Regions from separate parts of the Homo sapiens genome. Here region 1 is linked to region 2. The links are chromatin loops, found by intact Hi-C in ENCODE. Cell type or tissue: B cell. All regions are shown on one strand. Each heading gives the region's core, and the rest is flanking DNA. Links, peaks and the distances in the headings are about the cores only.

The links. Hi-C counts contacts between places; a loop is a spot of excess contacts. Peaks named below come from ENCODE experiments on the same cell type or tissue, not always from the same donor. Only the 100,000 strongest peaks of a DNase experiment are listed, where the experiment ranks them.
Region 1: it touches region 2 in a loop (24-fold over the local background); 4 of 110 quality-filtered maps call a loop at or near these places.

What each region holds. Positions count from the first base shown.
Region 1 is chr9:129,126,974-129,134,973 of GRCh38, reverse strand. PTPA (protein phosphatase 2 phosphatase activator) reads right to left here. Exons shown (of 10, transcript NM_178000.3): 4 at 5,864-5,989; 5 at 3,335-3,452; 6 at 80-179. Among named protein-coding and RNA genes, the nearest start is that of PTPA, 20 kb to the right of the region's middle. RefSeq lists enhancers at 1,296-1,796, 2,890-3,444, 7,206-8,000 and a silencer at 2,997-3,198. In B cell, for the core only: CTCF peaks have their summits at 2,905 and 3,111 (motif pointing left); a DNase peak (open chromatin) is centred at 3,113.
Region 2 is chr9:130,229,842-130,240,345 of GRCh38, reverse strand. It overlaps NCS1 (neuronal calcium sensor 1), which reads right to left. Exons shown (of 8, transcript NM_014286.4): 8 at 3,043-7,356. Among named protein-coding and RNA genes, the nearest start is that of MIR12126, 6.3 kb to the left of the region's middle. RefSeq lists enhancers at 238-417, 498-677, 2,835-3,394. In B cell, for the core only: CTCF peaks have their summits at 3,801 and 4,013 (motif pointing right); DNase peaks (open chromatin) are centred at 3,537 and 4,045; H3K27me3 peaks cover 1,223 bases.

The sequences.
Region 1 (8,000 bases), core at 1-8,000, 1.1 Mb after region 2:
GCACCCCATTTCCCAGTTTGAGGAGGAAACAGATGGCCCCTCACGCCCCCTCCTCCAACCCTCCTGTCCTTTCTCTCACCGATTGAACACCTTGAAGACAATAGCTATTTGGTCATCCACCCGGAGCACCCCAATCTTGCAGAGACAGCAGAGGAAAGCAGCGAAGGCTGCCTCATGCCCTGGAGGAGAAAAACAACCAGCGTTGACAGTAGTCCAGGTAAAGGACTGGGATTGTTTTAGTCTCCCAGAATCCGAATCATTGATAAGTGCCCCTCTGAGGAGGGTGGTCAACATGGAGACAATGAGACCTCTTCCCCATTCAGAAAGACTTGCTAGGCCCTTTCCTTTCAAGAACTATAATACCAGTACTGGCCGTGCATGGTGGCTCATGCCTGTAATCCCAGCACTTCAGGAGGCTGAGGCAGGCAGCTTGCTTGAGCTCAGGAGTTTGAGATCAGCCTGGCCAACATGGCAAAACCCTGTCTCTACAAAAAATACAAAAATTAGCCAGACATGGTGGCATGTGCCTGTGGTCCCAACTACTCAGGAGGCTGAGATGGAGGATCTCCTGAGCCCAGGAGGTTGAGGCTGCAGTGAGCCATGATAAGGCCACTGCACTCCAGCCTGGGTGACAAAGTGAGACTGTCTCAAAAAAAAAAAAAAAAAAAAAAAAAAAAGAACTACCAGTACTATAATTCCACTCGTAAAAGACCCGGGCTGGACATTTACATTTCATTACGTAGGTTTAACTCACTCAGCAATTCCACCATATTTACTGAGCACCTACTATGTAAGCAGTCACTGTCCATGTTACGCACTAGGAGACAGTGACAAGTAAGTCCTTGCCCTCAGAAAGTTTATGATCTATCAGGGACAACAGACATTATAAATATACAGTCACTACTATGATTCCAGCTCTGAAGGAGAAAGACAGGGTACTAACTGGAGGATATCACAGAAGGACCCTGACGTAAGGGTTCAAGGTTTCCCCTAAGGAAGTAACATCTAATCTGAAATCTGAAAGATGTGAGCTGGCAAGGCAAAGGGAGTGAGGGAAGCAAGAAATGCATTCTAGCCAGAAGGAATAGCATGTGCACAGGCCTTGAGGCAAGAAAAAGTTTGATCTGTTTGAGGAACACTAAGGAGGCCAGTATGTCGAAGGCAGTGAGAGCAAGGGAGAACGTGTAATGACAGGAGGCTACAGGTCACATGGGCCTTTTGGCCATAGGAAAGAGCTCAGACTTTACCCTAAGAGCAATAGGGAGCCACTGCAGGCTTCTAAGCAGGGAACACATGATCAGATTACAGGGTGAAAAAGTATCCTCCTTCCTTTCCCAGTCATATCAAACAGGAATGGTCTGCACTGTAGGAACAACTCACTGGACTGTGATTGAATCCCATTGTTCACAATGTCACACAAAACCTATCTGGAGGGAGGTGAGAAGAGAATGTGTCAGAGAATACTTCTGTCCTGTCTCTGGAGGACGAAGACCCCTCCAGGGCCTGGAAGCTTGTGAGCTCAGTTTCCTTCCCCTGCCACAGTTTCCAATTATGACCAGACAGGGCCCAGGCTCCCATTGTTCAGGGGTTCACATGCAGCTGGGGCACCAACCCCTGCTGACCTGGCCAGTCTTCCCTCTTTGATCTTTTCCTGCTGGTCTTAGTCAAAGCCCCACCCGGTCCAAGAGGGCCCTTCTCCAGGGCCTGCCTCTGTGGCTGGGGCTCCCTCCTGTGGATCACATTCCCCAGACAAGGGGAGGGCTGAGCGGTGCCCCATCTGCCTGCCTCAGGGAAGGAAGGCGGGCCCTCACCAAAGCAGAGGTCCTCCTTAGCTGCACAGGCCAGGCCCTGACCTAGAGAACGCCTCCCTTCTCTATTTTTGAGAGATGGGGTCTCAGCATGGTGGCTCGACAGGCCGTGCCCTGACACAGAGAATGCCTCCCTTCTATATTTTTGAGAGATGGGGTCTCAGCATGGTGGCTCCACAGGCCATGCCCTGACCTAGAGAACACCTCCCTTTTATATTTTTGAGAGATGGGGTCTCAGCATGGTGGCTTGCACCTGTAATCTGAGCACTTTGGGAGGCTGAGGTGGGAGAACAGCTTGAGCTCAGGAGTTCAAGACCAGCCCAGGCAACATGGCAAAACCCCATCTCTACAAAAAATACAAAACAATCAGCTGGGCGCAGTGGCTCACGCCTGTAATCCCAGTCCCAGCACTTTGGGAGGCCAAGGTGGGTGGAGAAGTGACCTCACCAGAGGTCAGGAGTTCGAGACCAGCCTGGCCAACATGGTGAAACCCTGTCTCTACCAAAAACACTAAAATTAGCCAGGTATGGTGGTGTGTGCCTATAGTCCCAGCAGAATAATCGCTTGAACCCAGGAGGTGGAGGTTGCAGTGAGCCAAGATCATGCCACTGCACTCCAGCCTGGGCAACAGAGTGAGACTCTGTCTCAAATAAATAAATAAATTGCCAGGCTGGTGGTGCACACCTGTAGTCCCAGGTACTGGGGAGTGGGGAGATGCAGAGGTGAGAGGATCACTTGGGCCCGGGAGGTCAAGGCTGCAGTGGGCCAAGATCACATCACTGCACTGCAGCCCGGGTGACAAAGCAAGACCCTGTCTCAAAAAAATAAATATATAAATAAAAATAACTTAAAATAAATTTTTAAAAAAGAGATGGAGTCTTGCTACGTTGCCTAGGCTGGTCTTAAACTCCTGAGCTCAGGCAATCCTCCCCCTCAGCCTCCAAAAGTGCTAGGATTACAGGCACGCACCACTGCACCTGTCTACACTTCCCTTTTAAAGTGTCCACACACTCCCTCTCCTCAAAGTCCAGGTCCCTTGGCTTACATGGACCACAGATCCAAACAGCCCAATAGCACAGAGAATGTGGCTAAGAGACAAGGGGTTCAAGGGAGAGGGTGTGCCACGACACTGCAAAGGCCACCAAGAAGCGTTCCCATTTCTCAAAGCTTCAGTAAGCTGCTGCCTTGACACACAGTAAGTGCTCAATTAATAATTATTTTGGTGATGATGAGGAGCTCAGAGACCATTTTCACAAGAACAGAAAGCAGCGCTGCGCAAGCACCATGCACGGGGCATCAGCTCCCCCTGGTGGACCACAGCAGAGCTGCAGCATCCGGGCCTCCCTGCATGCCTACGCCCTCCCTGCCGGTGAAGCCACCCTAACCCCAGCTGGCCCCAATAGGTTGCAGGTGCTTGGCGAATTCTTGATTGCTCTCACTTGCTCAGAGGGCCCAGAGACCACCTGAAGCCCAAAACAGAAAGCAGTGAAGCTAGATAAGTACAGAGCCCCACAAGCAGCAGATACCTGTGCCGTAGTCAATGCGCGTGGAGTTCCCCACTGACTCCTTTAGGTAAACAGCCACCTCAGGCACAGCAGCTGCCAGATGGGTAGGGACCACTGTGGCCACCAAGTTTTCTGCTTCCTGGTAACACAAGAGACACAAAGTGGTGGCAGCATATTAAGCAGCATCCCAGTGGGCAGGTGCCCAGGGGCAGCACCTGACTGGGGGCCCACACTGCCTTGCCAGGCCAGCTTGGTTCCTGTTCTGACAGGCCACAGAAGGAAGGGGAGGGACAGCATTTATTCTTCCACAGCAGAAGACTACCCAGGCGACTTATCATCAACTGATTTTTCCAGGGCACAGGAGTCTAGGGGCAAAACAGGAGGAATCTGGAAAAAAGCCTCAACCCTCCCATGTGGTAACTCACTGGAGCCCCACAGAGACTCTGGAAGGTCAGTGCTATGATTCCCACACAGGCCACCTTCCTTCACACTCTCAGGTCAGCAAGAGCTGGTGTCATGTGCCATCAAAAGACGTGCAGAAGAATGTTCACAACAGCACTGTTTAGAGTAGCCAAAAGGTGGAAATGCAATGGAAATGTCCATCAACAGTGAAATGAATAAATTGTGGTATATTCATACAATAGAATACTACACAGCAAAGAAAAAGACCTATAGCTAGACATGAAAACATGGATGAATCTCAGACATGACATTGAGCAAAAGAAGCCAGAGAGTTATACGAAGTTCAGAAACATGGAAAAAAATCAATTTATGGAATAGAAATCAGAATAATCTGGGCGATATCAATTGGGAAGGGGAGCACTCCAGCTAGAATGTTCTATTGCTTGACATGAGTGGTGAATCCATGGGTAAAAAACTTGGCATGAGTGGTGAGTCCATGAGTAAAAACATGTAAAAATCCATCAAGCTGTAAAGCTATGATTTGTCAGCTTTAAGATATAACTTAAGGCTGGGAGCAGTGGCTCACACCTGTAATTCCAACACTTTAGGAGGCCAAGGTGGGCGGATCACCTGAGGCCAGGATTTCGAGATCAGCCTGGCCAACATGATGAAACCCCGTCTCTACTAAAAACACAAAAATTAGCCAAGCATGGTGGCGCATGCTGTAGTCCCAGCAACTTGGGAGGCTGAGGCAGGACGATTGCTTGAGCCCAGGAGGTCAAGGCTGCAGGGAGCTGAGATCATGCCACTGCACTCCAGCCTGAACAACAGGAAAAAAAAAAAAAAAAGATCATGTACCATCTTAAGAGTCCAGAGGCAGGCCCGGGCGTCTCTTGGGAACAGCACTTCACTGGGTCCTGAGTCCTCCCCTCTGCTCTATGTGAAAATATTGGGCCAGAGCAATTAGGACCCAAATTTCCTTAAGCTCAGTTGTAGACAACTGGCATGAGCCATCTCCTGGAAAGCTAGTAAAAATCCAGGTTCCCAGTCCCTACCCAGACCTGTAGACTCTGCTTTTCTAGACAGGGTCTGAGATCCTGCATTTTTATTTTTGTTTGCTTTGAATAGGTAACACCTTCGTAAGATTCAAAAATAAAAACATCAGTAGAGGATCAGTTCAATAGACTAGTCCATCCACACCATGGAGTATGCAGCTAGCATTCCAAGTGGGTGTGCAATGGCTCCATCATAGCTCACTGCAGCCTCAAACTCCAGAGCTCAAGTCATTCTCCTGCTTCAGCCACCCAAGCAGCTGGGACCAAAGGTGTGCACCACCATTTCTTATTTTTTGCAGTAACGGGGTCTTGCTATGTTGCCCAACCTACTCACAAACTCCTGGGCTCAAGTGATCCTCCCGCCTTAACCTCCCCGAATTCTGAGATTACATGTATGAGCCACCGTGCCCAGCTATGAAAAAAATTCCTTTTTGGGGCCGAGCGTGGTGGCTCACACCTGTAATCCCAGCACTTTGGGAGGCCGAGATGGGCGGATCACAAGGTCAGGAGATCAAGACCATCCTGGCTAACACGGTGAAACCCCGTCTCTACGAAAAATACAAAAAATTAGCCGGGCGTGGTGGTGGGTGCCTGTAGTCCCAGCTACTCGGAAGGCTGAGGCAGGAGAATGGCGTGAACCCAGGAGGTGGAGCTTGCAGTGAGCCAAGACTGCGCCACTGCACTCCAGCCTGGGCAACACAGCGAGACTCCGTCTAAAAAAAAAAAAAGATAAAATAAAAAATAAAAAAAATTCCTTTTTATAGCTGCACAGTACTCCATGATATTGATGGACTAATTTATTTAAATAATCCCCTACAGATGGATACTTGGAACATTTCCAGTTTGCTGTAATACAGTGACTTAATAAACAGCCTTGTAGTGCAGAGGGCCGTATGTGCACAGTCGTGTTTCCCAGAAGATGACCAAGCAGAGTATAAACTCATTTGTAATTTTGCTAAGTGAAATTGACATTTTAACAAACTGAGATTTGTATATGCCTAGAAGCGCTATACAATGCAGGCCCTTCCCCAACTGGTGCCAGAACCACCCTCACTGCCAGCCCAGTCCCTGGCCTGTCCTGTGGCAGCCTCACCTCATCAAGTTTGGCATACCAGGTCCTGTATGCCTTATTCCCAAACCGAGAGGGCTGGTCCACTGGAGGAGTCTCATCAATCCACCTGTCCAGCGTGTTGAGAAGAGCGACTAGTTTCTCAATGGCCTGTGGAGGCAAAATAGAGGGGTCCAAGCTACAGAGCAAGTGGCTCCCGCTTAGCCACAGAGGGAAGTCCACTGCTGCCAGACAATGACCCCTTGGCATGGCCCCTACTGGGAACTCTCCCCCATCCCTCTTTCTTCCCCACTGTTCTGAATATGAAGGAGGGTCAGGAGAGCATGATAGGCTTTCCAGAGAGGGAAGCACACTAGGCTGATGGGACAGGGACGGGGTGGCTTTAGCACCTGGTTTCTGTAGGCAGCCTACCCATGGGCTGCTGCTATAGAGAAGCTAACTCCAGCCCTGACATCTTTTTAAAAAGACTTTATGGAAGCCTTTTGTTCAGTATGCAATACCTACTCATCATAAAAAATAGAAATATAAACAGAAGAAAATGAAAATGACCAGTAATCCTGCCACCCAGAAATACACTAAACTTTTTTTTTTTTTTTTTGAGACAGAGTTTCGCTCTTGTTGCCCAGGCTGGAGTGCAGTGGTGCAATCTCGGCTCACTGCAACCTTTGCCTCCCAGGTTCAAGCGATTCTCCTGCCTCAGCCTCCCAAGTAGCTGGGACTAAAGGCGCACACCACCACGCCCAGCTAATTTTTGTACTTCTAGTAGAGATGGGGTTTCTCCATGTTAGTCAGGCTGGTCTCAAACTCCCGACCTCAAGTGATGCACCTGCATCGGCCTCCCAAAGTTCTGGGATTACAAGCGTGAGCCACCGTGCCTGGCCTACACTAAACATTTTAACATACCCTTCTGTGTTATCTTCTCATAGTGTTTTACATGGTTTAGCATGGTGGGCCTGGATTCAAACCCCAGCTAAAACACCATTTAGCTGCTGTGAGACCTTGAGCAAGTGACTAACTCTGAGCCTCTCAGTTTCTTCGTCTAAAAAATGGGGCTGATGATAAATACCTCCGAAGGTGCACAGTGCCCGGCGCGGGGTAATGGTATGCATTCATCGCAGGACACACTCTGCTTTGCAGCCTGCTCCTTTTCCTCATGAACCTCATTCCACATCTACATATAAACATAATCTTATGACAACTTTTACTAAGTGAATAACATTTCATCGTGCCACTGCATTATAATTAATTTAATTCCTCACTGTTAAATGTTTGGGTTATTTCCACCTGTTTCACTACCTATTTCATACACAATGCTATGGTAAATCAGCTTGCAACTCAATCTTTGTGGAAATGCCAGATCATCGTGTGCAATGCTTTGTAGGGTGGCAGAGTTTGAGAGCCCATCCCCCTACACCTTTCCCACAGAAGACAGGGACCAAGAAGTAGAATCGGAGTCAGAGGTGCGGGCAGCATTGGCACATAAAATGTTACTCAATGAAGAAATCGGGTGGCTGTCTATCCAACCCAAAGATCAGTTAGAAGGTGCTCCTTCCAGGTTGGCTTTTAGAAATAGCCCAGCACCAGGGCCGGTGGAAAATACAACGCGGAGGCTATCTGCAGCCATTCAGTCCTGAGAAAAGAGTCCCTGCCAGGAAGTGGATCTTGCCTGTGTCTATGGAAACAAACGGCATAAGAAACTTACAGGAAATCCTGGCACTGGGTAAGAACTAGCAGGGTGATGCCCACATGAGAAGTTGCGCCTGGGAGGGCAAGGCAGACCAGGCCTGCCATGTGCAAAGACTCAGCCAAGAGCTATGTATGTACCTGGGGAGAGGCAGGCTTAAGCTAATGAAACAGGCTGGCCATGCCCCCAGCTGCATATGTGAAACCGGCCCTGAGTGCTGCTCTCTCTTATCTCCCCTTTATCTAGGCTTGGGGCATGGGAGGACAGAAAAAGTAGCCTGTAAGAGGATAAATTTCCCTTTACACCTGGCTAAGGCAGAGGGCTAGGATGGCATAAAGCTGCCTTGCTGAAATGTGAGAGCGCTGCCAGAGCCTGGCTTTGTGAAAAACCAGGAATGGCTGATAAGCACAGGCCAGACCTAACCCATGCAGAAACGGGGGCTTACAATGGATGGCACAGTCATCTTGGCCCCAGGAA
Region 2 (10,504 bases), core at 957-8,956:
AGGGTGGAAGGCCCGAGGTGGGGAGAAATGGGACCTCTAGGATGGTCCCTCTAGGAGGACTCACTGGTGCTATCACACCCAGGGAATAGCAGCCAATCTGAGCCATCCTGATAAAGCAGGTGGCCAGGTCTGTGCCTCTACTGAGCTTCAGCCCACAGTAAGCCATCCAGCGCAGGCTGGGCCAGGGGGTGAGTCAGCACAGGCTTTAGCCTGACTCGAGCAGAGCAAGGGACCATGACCCATCATGTGCCCTCAGCAACACCATTTCTGAACCGTGGTCCCTGTAGGCACCACGCCCAAGGCTGCTGGAAAAGACCTGAGCTTCCTCCACCAACAGCTCACCCCCGTTCAAGCTCACCCTCTGCTGGAAACATTGCCCCAGCTGCCCTCACAACGGCCTTCTGAACCAGAGCTTGGTATTTCCAAAGACAGGCGCCCGTGCACAGATTTACTTTCAGTGCTTCGGTGGAAACAGCACATTGTGTGGGTATGTAAATTACCTCCAATCTCTGCCTCAGGGACAGTCCCCAAGTGTGTGAAACAGTCTAGTCAGGAATCAGCCCTCCAGAGGGTGTCATATTAGCATTTTAAATATGTACTTTTATTAAAACCTACACCACAGATTTTATCCACACAAAGGATGTTAGAAGTCCCTTTTCATAGAAGTGTAATGTGGTGAAGATACATGCTTGGCTACAAAGATTTTCAGAGCTCAGCACTGTGCACCACAAGGGAAGAGCAGCAAGCAGCCTGGTGCTTCAGGACTGTGCTCAGGGGCAGGGCTCCTGGGGTCCTGGGGCCCCCACCCCCTGGATGGACAGGTACAGGTGCCTGCCTGTCTTTGTACTTACTTGACAGTGAATATCTGGACTTCTGGCAGAATTTGATCTAATACCTGCCTTCATTGCAACATTCCACCTCTGGCGAGGTTGTGGGGCAGGGGCTGTCGAGCCATCGCCTGCCTCTCATTGAGGGTCCATGGGGTTTTTGTCTGTTTGTTTTGAGACGGAGTCTCGGAGTCTCGCTCTGTTGCCAGGCTGGAGTTCAGTGGCGCGATCTCGGCTCACTGCAAGCTCCGCCTCCCGGGTTCACGGCATTCTCCTGCCTCAGCCTCCCACAGGCACCTGCCACCACGCCTGGCTAATTTTTTGTAGTTTTAGTAGAGACGGGCTTTCACCATGTTAGCCAGGATGGTCTCAATCTTCTGACCTCATGATCCGCCTGACTCGGCCTCCCAAAGTGCTGGGATTACAGGCGTGAGCCACCGCGCCCGGCCGAGGGTCCACTTTTTTACCAGAAAACCCTGTCTGTCAGAACACATGCCCAGCGTCAAGTGGTAGAGCCTGGCTGGGAACCAGGTCAGATTCCACAACCTGTGGCCCCAATCACCGTCCCACACTGCCTTTCCATGCTGCCTTTGGAACCCTCTTGAGGGTCTGGGGAGTTCTGGCATCTTCACTCTAGGACCCGCCAGAGCAACGCACAATGCTGGATGCCCAGCGTGGCCACAGAGGGTGACATCGCTGCATCCACTTCTCAACGGTTGCTTCAACCCCAAAGCGGAAGTCACATTGGGCCTTCAGCTTTGCCTGGAAGGTGGTGGCGATCTGATGATTCCTTTCACTCTGAAACATGTCTGAAACGTGGCCTGTGTTTGCAGGTGGTGGTTCATTCTAACATGGGCTGCTTGATCTTATCAATCTACACGCTTCATGCGTCTTTCAAGAGCTTTTGGCCAAGAGCAATGAATTCTAACTGACAGTTATGTTCCTGAGTCCGCGCTGGCTTTTGTTGCTCTCTGAATTCGTGTTCCTTTAACAAGCTACGAAAGTGAAAACCACCACCTCCTCTGATCCCCCTCTCCCCAACATGGCAGGGCCCATGCATACTGAGCAAACACGGGGTTACTTGACCAGAGGGGGAAGAGGAGGGCTCTCCTCTATCCCAGGCTCCAGGCCAAGGGTGACTCGGGGGAGGGCAGCCACACAGACTGCCACCTCTCGGGGTGCCTGCTGGGAGCTTGCACAAGAGCTACTCATCTCCCCACCTTCCCTCCCGACGCAACCCTCCATGTGGTCAGCAACCAATCTCTAGGCCCCCTGCGCCTGGCCCATCACAGGTGCAAAAGTCAGATGAGGTGAATGAATCATTTGCCTGAATCCCTGAGCCAATGGAGGTAGGGACCCAACCGGACATGCTGCAGCGCACACACCTCCCAGGGGTCCTCAAAGTGTGATTCACAGACCCGCAGCAGCAGCGCAGCCCAGGAACTTGTTAGGAACTCAGATTCCCAGGCCCCTGCCCAGACCCTCCTAATCAGAAACTCGGCGGCTGGGCTGGCAAGCTGGGTTTGAAGCAGCCTCCAATCCAGGTGATTCTGAGACACACTTGACTTTGAGAGCCACTGATCTAGGCCAATGGTTTTCAGACATTTTTAAAGCAGCAGCCGCCCTCTCCAGATGAAACAGGCAGGTCAGGGGATGTCGTGGGTGAGGCAGTGGGCGGGGCCTCACACCACTCAACTCTAGGCCTCGCAGAAACACTCCTGCAGATTTTTCTGGTTTAAAAGTATACTCAAGGTTCTCACTTTGCACATTCTTTCTCTCTCTTTTTTTTTTTTTTTTTTTTGAGATGGAGTCTCGCTCTTGTCACCCAGGCTGGAGTGCCATGGTGTGGTCTCAGCTCACTCCAATCGCCGCCTCCCGGGTTCAAGTGATTCTCCTGCCTCAGGCTCCCATGTAGGTGGGATTACAGGCGCCTGCCACCACACCCAGCTAATTTTTGTATTTTAGTAGAGACGGGGTTTCACCATGTTGGCCAGGCTGGTCTCGAACTCCAGACCTCAGGTGATCCGCCCAACTCGGCCTCCCAAAGTGCTGGGATTATAGGCATGAGCCACTGCACCCGGCCTACACATTCTTTCTCTTCAGGAAACTGGGAAGACAACACCCAAAGCCAGAGAAAGGGTGTCACAAAGGGAAGAAACCTAAAACGAAACGGAGAAGAATGTAAACAGACAAAGCAACAGGCCCACACAGGGAGGCGAGGACAAGTCCAGGAAGCGTGTTTAATTGGCGTGACATGGACGACATACAGCAGGAGCTTGGGGAGGCTGGGGCATGCTACACGGCCCCTGTCCACCCCTGGGCCTCGCCCTGACCCTGGCCCCAGAGACACACACCGGCAGGTTCAGACAGGACGGCACCCCAAAAAGAGACTCAAAGGGGGCTGGGGAGGCAAGCAGGAAAGGAAATAACCACAACCAGAAGACATTGCCTTTTGTTTGTTTGTTTTTGCAAGCATTATACCAATTTCTCCCCCAAGTGGCAGGCTCCGGGTGGGAGGCAGCAGCAGTCCAAACCGCTACTCTTGGGCACCGTCCTCCACTTCTGTGAGGGGCTTTGATGATGACACTCACATTTGGGTCTCACCAGGCCCCTGCGAGGCAGGCCCAGCAGAGACTCTTGCTCCCATCCAAGGGATGGGGAAATTGAGACCCAATGAGCAGAACTGACTTGCGCAAAGTCCTGAAGGAAGCCAGCCACCGAGTCAGGCTGGGAGTGAGGTGGGCCTCCCTGGGGCCGGGAGCCACTGCAGGAACAGGGACAACAGGGAATGTGCAGACTGGGGAGGGCGACTCGGGGCTACCCCATCCTGGAGAAGGGGCAGAGCCTGAGCCTGGATGCTAAGATGCCAAGACAGAAGATGGGACCAGCTGTTTATTCAACAAAAGCCTTTTATTCATTCAAAAATTAACCATTGGGTTTATTCCGCAGATATTAAAAAAAAAAAAAAAAGAGGGGGGCAAGGCTTCCCATCACAGTGCCCTTAAGTTAATTCACTTGCTATCCAGGGATGGCCTAGCAGAGGGGTGTCTGGGAAACGCTGCCAGAAATGTGGTGGCCCAGGGCCTCTGAGGACTCACAGCCCCCTCCTCGCCTCCCCGCTCCAGCCTCCCTCCGGACCACCCGTCCGGTGGGGTTGCAGCCCCCAGGTGCGTTGGCGGCTTACCACCACCAGGGGGCGCGCCGCGCTTCCTTAGCTCCCTTAAAATTAAATGCTGAAACCGCGCTGGGAACAGGGTGACTTTCCGCCTGGCGGGTGGGCAATGGAGGCTTTTTCCAGAGACAGCCTGCCTCTCCAGGAAGGGATCCCAGGCATCCCGACCTCCCCACCAACCCCCTCCGAAAAAACACAAAGTTCCTGAAACCCCAGGTGCACTTGTCTAGGAAACGGGCTGTCAAACTGAAAAGCATTTCAGGGGAAGAGATGTCAGTACAGAGGGTGACACGTACGCTTGCCTTGATGTTATTTTAAACGTGGCCTGCTTAGATCATGGAAAATCGGAACATTCTCCTAAGTCACCATCAACACAAAGTGAGGAGCAGACGCTACGAGGAAGAGGACAGGCCGTGGCCGACTGGCCGCCTGGGGCTGGTGCCTGCCCTGGCCCCAGTGCGAGGCTCTGCAGAGGGACTATGGGCGTGCCCTCTGCATCAGAGCATCTGAAGCGAGCCGCATTGGGTGGCAAACGCCGCTGTGGAGAGGCGCACGGGCTGCTCAGGAGGCACCTGGCTCAGGATTCTGCGGCATCACTGCAGCCAGAGGCCTGGGGAGAGGAGGGGGCAGAGATCGGTCCCTGCCAGGCAAACTCTAGTGAAAATGGCCAGTGTCCAGCACCCCGCCAGGGCCGGGAAGGGCGGCCCTTCCGGCAGCTCTGGGCTGGCTCGGGCTGTGGGCCCACCGGCATGCTGGGCTGCGGTCCGCAAGCATACCATCTGCTAAGGCCAGAAGCCACACCTGTGGCTTCAAACCAAAAGGCCAAAGGGCAGGACGATGGAGGAAGGCCGGACACACCGAAGGGGTCCACATGCTTAAGCCCAGACACCCTCAGCCACAGGTCAGGTTGTACAACAGTGTCAGTCCCATTGGACCAGAGAGGCAAATCGAGCCTCAGGCAGAGGCCAAAGGAAAGTAATTTGACCTGGGAAAGACCTCCCTCATCCTCTCAGCCCAAAGCCACCATGTTCGTTCCCTGCCCCAGACCCCAGGTCAGAGCCCAGCTGAGAAACTTCAGCCGTTGGTGCTGAGTCCCAGGTCGCCCGGGCCAGCAGCTGAGCAGGGAGCCGACTGGCAGGGGCCTCAAAGAATCCACCCTTCAAAGTGGCCTGTGAAGGTGGAACCACTGACCCCATCCCTGCAGGATGTTGGTGGGGGAGGGGGGGTTACCGTGGGGCCAGCGTGCAGTCCTAGGGGGCTGCCAATGAACGCCTCAGGGGGGACGCTGGGGTTGGCTGAATGCTCCAGCCAAGGGGAACAGCCACGCAGCCCCACACGGCAACGTCACTACGGCAGAGGCCTTCCTCGGGCTGGAGGCCTGCTTGCTGAGGGTGGGAACCGAGGACCAAAGTGTCCCCTCTAAAACATGGGCTGATGGGCTGTTGACTCTGCAAAGCAGCAGCAAGAATTCTAGACCCAGGCCTGGCCCTGACAGTCTGGGAAGCGGCTTCTCACCTCAAGCCTTCCCTGTGCAAGGACTCCTTCTGGGTCCCAAAGAGCGCTCAAGGGTCTGGGGGGAACCAGGAAATGCTGCGGGAAGGGACAAGGTGTGCCACATGACACATTCATCTGCTGGAACTGACCCCACACACCAGCAGCCACGCAATAGGGGCTGTGCTGTGACTCAGACAGTCCCTCGGGCTGCTGGGGTCAAGCAAACTTAACCACAGCATCACCAGCCACAGGAAACTGAACCCCAGGCCTAGAGTGACATGATGTCGGCATGGAAAAGGGCCTTCAAGACCAACCAGCCCGGGCCTCCTCGCTCTGCAGATGGGGCAACTGAGACCCAGAGAGGGCAGGAGGCTGCCCACAATCAAAGAGCAAGGGCCGGACCTTGGGCTCCTACCTCTGGTCCAGGGTGGCCTCGCATTCCTGGTGATGGTCCTGGGGCCGCACCTGCCTCAGTGGCAGGCACCGCTGGAAGCCTCCGTGAAGACATGTGGGCCGCAGCCCCAGGTGTAGGGACTATATTGATGGGATTGCCTGGAACTCTTCTCTCCTTCCCTCCCTCCCAGCCTTTGAGCCAAGAGAAGGCCAGGGAAGGACACCATGCAGTTTACTGGAAAAAGCAGATAGGAAGGAGGGAAGGCAGAGCGGGAGAGAGTCATGAACTATCTTGAAATCCCCTCCCCAGCCCAAGGAGGCGGGGGTCCCCTTGATTTCTGCTAACTTACTTCAAAGACCACCTCTCCTGACTCTGCCTGGGTACCCAATGCCCCTTCTTCCAGCTCCCAGCCTTAGGCGCCCTGTTTTCCATGCTGCGGCAAACACCAAAGCAAGAGTTGAGAAACCTAAAGATGTCCCCTGTTCATCCTCGGAAAAAATGTTACGGACCCAGGGGAGAACAAGGATGCGGGGACAGAGGCAGCAGGGAAAAGGGGTTTGGCAGGAGGCATTCGGGCTGGAGGGAACAGTGCATTAGCCATTTAGGAATTTCCACCTCTCCCCTCTCCAAAAATCAAGCACAGTATCTGAAAAAAAAAAAATTTTTTTTGGCTTCTTGGCCGCTGCAGGCCACCATCCTCCCAAGTCGGCGTGGGCAGGTGGGTCAGGGCGTGCACATGTAAACGGTGGGCCCGCAGCCCTGGGAGCTGAGGACACACCAGGCAGCAGCAACAGTTAACAACCAATAAATTAAAGATATCAATTATATATGTATATAAAAAAAAACCTCACTTTCCCCACAAAAAGCACAATACTGTTATCACAAAAAAAATCATCATCCTCATAATTAATCATCCTAGCCACGCAGGTGGTTTTGCTGCCAAAAGATGGGACGACAAATAACGTTGACCAGGCAGAACCCCTAGACACCCTCGGCCCACCCACAGCCTCTCCGGCTGCCGAAGGACGAGGGACGAGGGCAAGGCAGAGTTCTCTGAGGTCCCCAGGCCTTCACCCCATCTGTCAGTCTGTGTCTTCTAGGACAGAAGGTAGTTGTTTTTTTTTCTTTTAAAACGTCTGTTCAAAATAAAAAACAAAAGCACACGCGCAAGAGAGCGGGAGGAACGGAGGCTGCCTGCGAGGCAGCCAAGTCCTTGGTTTATGCAGAGGGCTGTAGCCTTTTCCATTTCGTGTTGTCGTTTTCCGGACAAGCAGAGGTTGCTGGCAATTGGAGCCGGTGGCTTCAGGCGGGGGATGGGTGCAGGACAGGGGAGAGGAGAGCCGGGGCCTCCCGGGTCAAGGGCAGCCGGCTGTGTGTGGATGCGGAAGAAGGCTGGGTGGACGCACGGGGTTGGTGTCAGGGCTGAGGTGGCCTCATGGCACAGAAGGAGGTGAGTGGTTCCCAGGCATCTGGAAGACACAAGGAGGCAAGATGGGTTAAGATCCAGCCACAGCGGATAGGGGTTAAGGTCTGGCCACGGAGGATAGGCACAGAGAGCTGGCAGGAAGGTCGATAGATGGCAAGCTGGCATTCTATGTCAGAAGTCCTAAAAATGTGCATAACCTCTGAGGCACCCTTTGGGTTTTTTGGTTTTTTTTTGTTTGCTTTTTTTTGAGTTGGAGTCTTGCTCTGTCACCTGGGCTGCAGTGCAGTGGCATAATCTCGGCTCACTGCAACCTCCACCTCTTGGGTTCAAGCGATTCTCCTGCCTCAGCCTCCCAAGTAGCTGGGATTACAGGCGCCCGCCACCATGCCTGGCTAATTTCTTTTTGCATTTTTTAGTAGAGACAGGGTTTCACCATCTTGGCCAGGCTGGTCTCGAACTCCTGACCTCATGATAGACCCGCCTCGGCCTCCCAAAGTGCTGGGATTACAGGCGTGAGCCACCGTGCCCAGCCTATATTTATCCTTAATAAATAAATGTTTACCACTGCACCATCTGTAATAGCAGAAAACAGAAAACAAAAATGGAAGCAGAGAAAACAATCTAAGTGTCCAGTATCAGAGGAGTGGTGGGATACATTAGGACACACCCACAGGATAAAACAGTTTACAAACCATTAAAAACAACACATAGAACAGTCGATAAACACATGAAAAGATGCCCAACATCCCTAGTCATTAGGGAAACACACATCAAAGCCACAGGGAGGGCCAGGAGTGGTGGGTCAAACCTGTAAATCTAGCACTTTGGGAGGCCAAGGCAGGAGGATCGCTTGAGGCCAGGAGTTCAAGACCAGCTTGGCCAACACAGTGAAACCCGGTCTCTACCAAAAATACAAAAATTAGCCGGACGTGGCTGCGCACACCTATAATTCCAGCTGCTTGGGAGGCTCAGACAGGAGAATGACTTGAACCTGGGAGGCAGAGGTTGCAGTGAGCCGAGATTGCATCACTGCACTCCAGCCTGGGAGACAGAGTGGGACCCTGTCTCAAAAAACAAAAACCACAACAACAACAAAAAACCACAGTGAGGCAACCACTTCACACCCACTAGGATGGCTACCTTTTTTTTTTTTTTCATGGAAAATAACAAGCGTTGGCAAGGATGTGGGAAACTGGAACCTCTGTCCTTTGCTGGTGGGAATGCAAAATGCTGTCACTAGTTTGGAGATCAGTTTGGTGGTTCCTCAAAAAGTTAAACATAGAGTTAACCATATGACCCAGCAACTCCACTCCTAGGTATATACCCAAAGAACCAAAAATCCATACTCAGGCCAGGTGAGGTGGCTCATGTCTGTAATCCCAACCCTTTAGGAAGCCAAGGTACGCGGATCACCTGAGTTCAAGAGTTCGAGACTAGCCTGGCCAACATGGTGAAACCCCATCTCTACTAAAAATACAAAAATTAGCTGGGCGTGGTGGTGTGTGCCTGTAATCCCAGCTACTCAGGAGACTGAGGCAGGAGAATCGCTTGAATCCAGGAGGCAGAGGTTGCAGTGAGCCAAGATCACGTCATTGCACTCCAGCCTGGGCAAAAAGAGTGAGACTCCACCTCAAAAAAATAAATACATAAAAAATAAACAAAATTAAAGTTTTTTTTTTTTGAGATAAAATCTCACTTTATCACCCAGGCTGGAGTGCGGTGGTGCAATCTCAGCTTACTGCAGCCTCACCCTCCCTGGTTCAAGCAATCCTCCTGCCTCAGCACCCCTAAGTAGGTGGGACTACAGGCACCCGCCACCACACCCAGCTAATTTTTGTATTTTTGGTAGAGACAGGGTTTCACCATGTTGCCCAGGCTGGTCTTGAACTCTTTGGCTCAAGTGATCCACACAGCTCGACCTCCCAAAGTGCTGGGATTACAGGCGTCAGCCACTGCACATGGTCTAAATAAATTTAAGAGACCTATCAACCTATTACAATGGGTAGACTTTATTCTGATTCTGATTTCAGTAAACAAAGTTAAAAAAAAAAGAGTAAGATAACAGGAAACTAGAATAGCAACTAGAGATCAGAGGATATTAAGGAATTATTGATTGCTTTTGCTTTATGAATTTTTCAAAGAATCTTTATCTTTTAGAAATACATTTTGAAATGGATTAAGTATGATGATGTCTTGAATTTGCTTCAAAATCACAAGAGTGGGGGTGGGGGGGGAGGGCACAGATGGTACAAGATTGGCAGGGAACTGGGGATTCGGAAGCTGAGTGATGAGTACAAAACATTACACTTTTTTTTTTTTTTAAAGAGACAGAGTCTTACACTGTCACCTAGGCAGGAGTGTAGTGGTACAATCCTAGTTCACTGTAGCCTTTAACTCCTGGGCTCAAGGGATCCTCCTGCCTCAGCTTCCTGAGTAGCTGGGACTACAGGCATGTGCCACCACACCTGGCTAATTTTCATATTTTTTGTAGAGACAGAGTCTCTCTATGTTGCCTAGGCTGGACTCAAACTTCTGGCCTAAAGCAGTCCTCCCACTTCGGCCTCCCAAAGCACTGGGATGATAGGTGTGAGTGACCACAGGCGCCCACTCAGCATTACACTATTCTCTCTGCCACTGTGTATGAATGTTTCCATAACAGATAATTTGTTTTGTTTTGTTTTTCAGACAGAGTCTCACTCTGTCACCCAGGCTGGAGTGCAGTGGAGTGGTTTTGGCTCACTGCAACCTCCGCCTCCCAGGTTCAAGCAATTCTCCTGCCTCGGCCTCCCAAATAGCTGGGATTACAGGTGCCCGCCACCACACCTGGCTGATTTTTGTATTTTTTGTAGAGACGGGGTTTCACCATGTTGCCCAGGCTGGTCTTGAACTCCTAACCTCAAGTGATCCACTTGCCTCAGCCTCCCAAAGTGCTGGGGTTACTGGCATGAGCCAGTGCGCCTGGCCCATAATAGATAACTTTTTAATCCCTTCCCCAAATTCCCAACAACCTGAGTGTCCAACACTGTGGAACTGGTTAAATTATGGCCCAGCCATGTGATGGAGCATTATGCAGCTATGAAAAATGATGGCTCAACATTTAATGATGTGGAAAATAAGCCTCATCTCAGTTTCTGAATAAGTCAATGACTTACATCACTGCAAGTGATCTAGGAATTATGAGCTATCAGGAA